Regions from separate parts of the Homo sapiens genome. Here region 1 is linked to region 2. Evidence: chromatin contacts called from ENCODE Hi-C or POLR2A ChIA-PET data. All regions are on one chromosome and are shown on one strand. The core of a region is the stretch at or near the end of the contact, and the rest is flanking DNA. Distances in the headings are between cores, read along the strand shown. Region 1 overlaps RIN2 (Ras and Rab interactor 2). Region 2 overlaps RIN2 (Ras and Rab interactor 2).

Region 1 (3,457 bases), core at 358-2,857, 38 kb after region 2:
CTGGGAGCTCAAGGCTGCACTCCAGCTCCAGCCTGGGCGACAGAGTGAGATCCTGTCCAAAAAATAAAAAATAAAGAGTTTTGCAGACCACTGCTCCCCAGAAATGATCATCAACAGAAAGCCCTAAAGCCAGTAGGTTTGGGGAACCCCGCATACTTTATTCACTCCCTGGAGACCAACCCTGGACATCAGCATCTGAAAAGTTCTGAGGAGTCTTCAGTGACCTCATTTTATCGAATGTTTAATGTGCTTCCACTGTTGTTCGAGCAGTAGTGTTTGTATTGAAATCGTGCCTGTTCACATCCTACACTGCTTGTGTTGGGTGGAAACCACTTGGGGAGATGCTGCTTGATATACAGATCCTGGCTCCATCTGTGCATTTGAAATTCATAGGCATCTGGAGACAGTGGCATAGAAGCAGTGGGCGCAGGAAAAGTACAACTCAGAGTTTACAACGAGAAAAAGTGAAAACCACCTGACACATAGCTAATGTTTTAGAATGAAAAGTGACTTCCATTCCAATTGAAGTCAGCCCCTGCTGTGTAATTAAGCAGATATTTAAAAAATTTAAAAAAAAAAAAGGCAGGCGGAGTGGGTAAGGTACGACTCCAAATGGCAAAGCCCCAGCTTCAGGGAGGGAGAGGGCCCAGGAGTGAGGAACATAATTAAATAGCTGTGCCACGGTCATCCACCGAATGCCTTATTTCCTTTGTTTTACCAAGAATTGCACCAACCAAGTGATCTGTTGCCAGCCTTCCATATGGCAAATGTAAGCACCTGTCCAGAGTACTAAATGGCTGAGCCCAGGAGCTCCAGAGGAAACTTGTCTGATTGCTCTGCTGCCAATTCCAGGCTCTCTGTTAATTCCATCCATCAAATTATTCTTTTTCTTCTATTTTTCCTAAAATGATAATAGTTATTTTTACTGTGAAATTTAAAAAGTGTAAAGAAGAAAAGAGACCTAAATTGTACCACCTCTAATCACTCCACTCGGGAATGAAGCCAGTGAGCATCTTGACACTAATGCATTCAGATTTTTGTTCTGTCTGTGATTCGACTATATTATGTAAATCCATACATAAGTGCAGCCACAACTATTACTTAAGTGAGCTCAGAGAACACATACTTTTCACAACTTGTTTATTTCCACTTAATAACATATCACTATATTGATATATTGACATACAATATATCGATATATACTGTACATCTCAAGAAATATGTTTTAAAGGCGGAATCGCCTTTTAAAGGCGGAATAGCATTCCATCATATTGGGGTACACACTTTATTTACCCAGTCCACAGCTGTTTGACATTTAGCACTTTTTCCCCTGTTCACTATCATAAATGATATTGCCCAAAGCATTCTTTTACATGTATCTGATTATTTCTTTGGGTCAATTCCTAGAAGTAGAAATGCTGAATCCAACAGTTTTCATACTTTAATGTTGATATACACATTCAGATTGTCTTCTAGAAAGAGCAAGTCATCTTTTTTCTCTAGTGCTTGTAGAAAACCCAGTGAAGACAAGTGGTAAGAAGCCAGAAATGGTAAAAGGGAAGTGAATGTGACTGTGACACCCACGCCAGTGCATTCCGGAAAGGCAAAGTGGGACAGCTGGGGGGACACCAAGTTAGAGCCAGAAGAGGCACTGGAAACCTGCTCGTCTATTTTAAGCTTAAGGAAACCAAAGGCCAGAAAGGTTAAGCAACCTCCCACCCAAGGCCAAGGTCCCATAGCTTAGATGGATAGCTGTAAACTTCAGGGATAATTTTCAAAAAACGAAAAAACGTGACTCTCATACAAATACATTGTGTGTGTGTGTGTGTGTGTGTGTGTGTGTGTGTGTGTGTCAAAGATTGATTTAACTCATTAATGAGATCAACAGGACATTAAAGCTGGCTCCAAATGGGGCAAAGATTGGGAAAGACTCAGTGGGCAAAAGAATAACACCTTAAACGAACTTTGTCATCTACTATGAGCCACTTTTGCATATCTACCTTTGAAGGTTAGAGATAAGCTTGCTATTGTCAGCATTCAACCACTTTTTGACCTTCAAACAACTCAACTTCAAAAGGTACAACCCAATACAAACCTGGCTAAAGACATAAAAGGCAATACAATTAAAACCTCTGGGGTTCTCTTTTCTACTGGACAAACATCATTTGCAATTTACAGACCTTCCAGAAGTTAGCATCTGACTTTACGGAGTCTGGGCCTTAATTAAAAAAAAAAAAAAAATCAGACAAAATACAAAATGACATCTGGGATGACACTTAGGTAGATGTGTTACGCAGAGCCCAAGTATGCCTTTGCAAGGGAATATTTTGTGCTTTATTGAAGTTGGCATAGTTATATTTGCTGTAAGAACAGCCTTTGGTGGCTGAACTATGTGTGGGAGAACAAGGTTGATATTCACGGCAAATCTACTCAAGCTACTCTCCAATGGAGTTTCTCTGAAGGCTGGGAGGCTGGAAGGCCCCGCAGTGAATTGTTGCTCTCACTTCTCATGGAGTGGGCTCCAGGCTTTGTGTTTCCCCAGGAAGCTGAGGTGGAGCAACTGTTTGCCATGTGGGAATCTGCTCTTGTCAGCCTTCCAGCTGGGGGATGACAGATGCCGTGCGAGAGTCCCGGTTATATCCAGAGAGGGTTTTAGGGAGAGCTCAGGATGCTGGAAGGCCTGCCGGTCATCTGCCAGTTTCTATTTTGTAAATTCCAGGATGCTGGTCCCCACACAGCATGTTTGTCACTAACAATGCAACCAAACAAGTCACTAATATTTGACCTATACACCTGCAGGCCCCTTCAACCTGAGCTCTATGAAGACATAAGTCAGCACATTTCAGTTATAAGATTTTCAAAATGTTATCCCTGAAATCATTTATATCCTGTAGTCAATGGTGTATAAAAGTGGCAGGGCTCTTTTTCTTGATACTATATAAAATAAGAGTGTGTGTTATCATTAATAGTATCTTAAATTTGTGGCCAGGTGCAGTGGCTCACACCATAATCCCCGTACCTTGGGAGATCAAGGCGGGCAGATCACTTGAGCTCAGGAGTTCAAGACCAGCCTGGCCAACATGGTGAAACCCCGTCTCTACTATAAATACAAAAATTAGCCAGGCGTGGTGGCATACACCTGTAATCCTAGCTACTTGGGAGGTTGAGGCAGAAGGATTGCTTGAACCCAGAAGGTGGAGGCTGCAGTGAGCCGAGATCATGCCACTGCACTCCAGCCTGGACAACAGAGCTCAGAAAATAAAAAATAAAATAAATAAAAATGTGAAAGTGCACATTATGTATTTTTCTTCCCTATTGTAGACCCAAAGCCTGATGCTTAATAAGTACTCTATAAACACATCTTAAAAATATTAAGCAAAAGATGCAAGATCTAACTGAAAACACCAATGCTAAAACTAACTGGGGCTGCCGAAAGCCTTAGTGACCACTCTTAGAA
Region 2 (3,384 bases), core at 807-3,306:
ACAGACGAGTCTGAGAATTTTAAATTTAAACCAGGTTTCCCAAGTCCTCGTAAAGGCACATTTGTCGTGGTAGGAGAATAGAACATACTTTAGTTAACAGTTTGTTCTCTTGATGTATAATTTTTTTAATATTCAGACATAAAGTATAAGTGAACTTCCATCTGTCCTCTTGCCTCAGTCCCTGAAAATGCCAGTGTCCACCCAGCATCCTCATGGGTGGCACGAAAACCCAGACACAGGCAATGATGCTGTCTCTACTGTCAACTCAGACCATCCATCCATGGGCCCACTCGACCCTCCGTGCTTTACTGTTTTCCATAATCTAATTCTTTTGCTATCATTATGACTCAAAGCAGTCTCTCTTGGACATGAGTTTGTACCCACCCTCAAATAGTCTCAATGGATAAGAGGTAATCCTGCTTCCTCCCCTGTACCTTGGGCTCCATGCTAACCACACCTGCCCTGTCTGGCCCCACTGCCAGAGGAAGGAGTCAGACGTCTGAACAAGAGGATGGGGTGAGGTAGAACATTGAGAGGAAAACCCTAAGCTTCAGAGAACCTGCAGAGCCTAGCAGAAATTATTTGGTAGTTGCAAATAGTGCAAAACTGAATAATAGGAAACTGGATTTGTGAAATATCCTATGTCCTTGTCACTCCTAACAAAAGACATGAATGCCATTGGTCAGCCAAGACAGACTTTTAAACATGCCTGAACTTCTGAGGCACAATTGCTGCCACCAAAACCACCTTTCTGGTGATGGCAACAGATATCTCTGAGAGCATTACATGGATTTTTATGACTCTTTCATAGACACACAAAATACTAAGTTATTTTGGAGAACTGTTACTTTCTTTATGCTTTTCCCTTGCTAATTTCTGGAGTCTGGTTGTGTGATGGTATTAAATATTAATACCTGTTATCGGCACATTTACTATGTTTAGAAGGTGTCATGGTATGTTGTTATTTTGATATTAGACACTGTGCTTCCGCTGACTGTCCACATGGAATCCGTGGGCTTACAAGGAAGACATTCTTCAGAGGAGGCTATCTGTTCTCCGGCCCACTTCCTAAGAGAAAGCATGGAAATTTTAAGGCTCTAATCCTACAACACATGGATGCAAAGACATGCACAAACACACAGCGTGGTCAATTTGCTTCACTGGTCGATATATTTCACTGGGAGTTTAGCACGTGTTTCCGTGGACTTTTTTCATTGTGTGATCTTCAATGCTGATGTGTTGACTTGGACAAACACCCGGAGACTTCTCTAGAATTCCAATTTGTGCAAAAATGAAAGGGCTGAGAAACATGATTGGCTAGTGGACTTGTAGAGAATAAAGTAGGTTTGTATGCTATAGAGAGAGGAAAGATCTTCAGATCATAGAACTCTGTAAGAAAAATCCAACCACAGAGAGAACACATGGACTCCCTAAACTCTTTCATTTCTTTGGTATTTCAAAGTGGTATCAAAAAATATGTATTTTTTTCCAGACCGGTTGCAGTGGCTCATGCCATCCCAGCACTTTGGGAGGCCAAGGCGGTCGGATCACTTGAGGCCAGGAGTTCAAGACCAGCCTGGCCAACATGGTGAAACTCTGTCTCTAACAAAATTACAAAAATTAGCTGGGCATGGTGGTGCACACCTGTGATCTCAGCTACTCAGGTAACTGAGGCAGCAAGACAATTGATGAACCAGGAAGGTGGAGATTGCAGTGAGCCGAGATCATGCCACTGTACTCCATCCTGGGCAACAGAGTGAGACTCTGTCTTAAAAAAAAAAAAAAAAAAAATTTCCAGCATGTTTTGTGGGTCAACAGCATGGTATGTGTGTTGCTGGCGTTTATCTGTCCTAGGAATTCTTAAAGATAAGCATGGCTCTTCCTATCATCTTATGCTTTAGAGGAAGTCATTCTTTTTTTTTTTTTTTTTTTTTTTTTTCTGAGACAGCGTCTCACTCTGTTACCCAAGCAGGAGTGCAGTTGCATGATTAATGCAGCCTTGACCTTCCAGGCTCAAGCGATTCTTCCACATCATCCTCCTGAGTGGCTGGGACCACAGATACATGCCACCATGCCCAGCTAATTTTCTGTAGAGATGAGGTTTTGCTGTGCTGCTGGGCTCAAGAGATCCTTCTGCCTTGGCCTCCCAAAATGCTGAGATTATAGATGTGAGCTGCTGCACCTAGCCGAGAAAGTCATTCTTTAAAAACCCTTCTCTTTAGCCTAGATGACTTCCTTGTAAAATCCTATGCACTTACTCATTCGGCAAACATTTACTGAGCACATACGTACCAGGCAGCACGTAAGGTATTAAAGACACCACTGTGAACAAGCAGATGAGATCTCTAATGTCTGGTTCCATAAAGGAAGATCTTTTCTTCTTCTCTCTTCAACCTCCATAGAAATGGAACCCACTAAGTCTAAAATAACAGACCGAACATATGGCTTCCTTTAACTATTCCCGATGGCAGCATTTTACTTGGTTAAGATGAGAGCCAGAAATATTTCGTGTCCTACTAGTGACAAATAATGTGGTTTCATGGATAAAGCACTGGTTTCAGTCTAGAGATCTAGTTTCTTACTTTTGCTATCTTTTATTACTTAAGTGTATGAAGAATCAAATAAAAGCCACCTCTTCAGAGACCTTGTGGTTTAGAATTAGTGAATTAAATATAGTGGTGACCTGGAATTGGTTCTCCCTGCTCACTAGAGCTGATTGTTAAAATTTCATGAACTTTCCAAGTCTGTTGATGTCACACTGGTAGCTTGAAACCAGCCATGATGGGAGTATTTACACCACAAAATAGGCAAATGCTAAAACCCGGGGCTTTTATTTCCCAGAAAGCCAGTTGTTAAACATTTCCCTGCGCATCACTAACTAAAGGGAAGGGTAAACACCCTGATGGTGAAGGGGAAAGTTTGGAAAGACATCAGCATATACATGGTCAAAATGAAGGAAAAGAAGCAAATTAGTACATGAGATTCCAGGCAAGATGTATCCTAGAGGCTAATTTATTATATAGGGATGATGTTCCTCTCTTTTTCCTTCATAGCACTGGTTGTCATGACATTTCGACCCAAAACATTGTATTTTATTTATTTATTTTTTAAAAGAGACAGAGCCCCTCACAGAGTCACCCAGTCTGGAGTGCAGTGCTGCAATCAGAGCTCACCACAGCCTCAATCTCCTGGACTCAAGAGATCCTCCCTCTTTAGCCTCCTGAGTAGCAGCTGGAATTACAGGCATGCACCACCACACCTGGCTAATAGACTCAGGACATTTTCATGTAACCCTGTGGACTTTGTTTATGTTCTTTACTCCACTAATGACATAGGCTGTTAGTAAACAAAACAAAAAACATTGTAAGAATAAAGAGTATTGTG

What was found. A loop is a pair of places that touch in the nucleus more often than their neighbours do. ChIA-PET counts read pairs that join two places held with the same protein, here RNA polymerase II (POLR2A). Pooled maps may share reads with other maps.
Region 1: a loop to region 2 is called in a map of Caco-2, with 2.1 times the contacts of the local background. The contact joins two enhancer-like sites. A Hi-C loop is called at or near these places in 4 of 168 maps with a recorded cell type or tissue (Caco-2, PC-9, gastrocnemius medialis and 1 more) and 2 of 50 pooled maps. POLR2A ChIA-PET finds 5 or more read pairs at or near these places in 8 of 52 experiments (GM12878, HEK293, HepG2 and 5 more).

The regions. Positions count from the first base shown.
Region 1 is chr20:19,916,542-19,919,998 of GRCh38, forward strand. All of the region lies in intron 3 of RIN2 (Ras and Rab interactor 2), which reads left to right. Among named protein-coding and RNA genes, the nearest start is that of NAA20, 99 kb to the right of the region's middle. Within about 2 kb of position 1,608, at least 10 of the 41 ENCODE cell types and tissues checked have a DNase peak (open chromatin) inside an H3K27ac peak, as active enhancers do.
Region 2 is chr20:19,878,480-19,881,863 of GRCh38, forward strand. The region is part of intron 2 of RIN2 (Ras and Rab interactor 2); the gene reads left to right. Among named protein-coding and RNA genes, the nearest start is that of RIN2, 120 kb to the left of the region's middle. Within about 2 kb of position 2,057, at least 6 of the 41 ENCODE cell types and tissues checked have a DNase peak (open chromatin) inside an H3K27ac peak, as active enhancers do.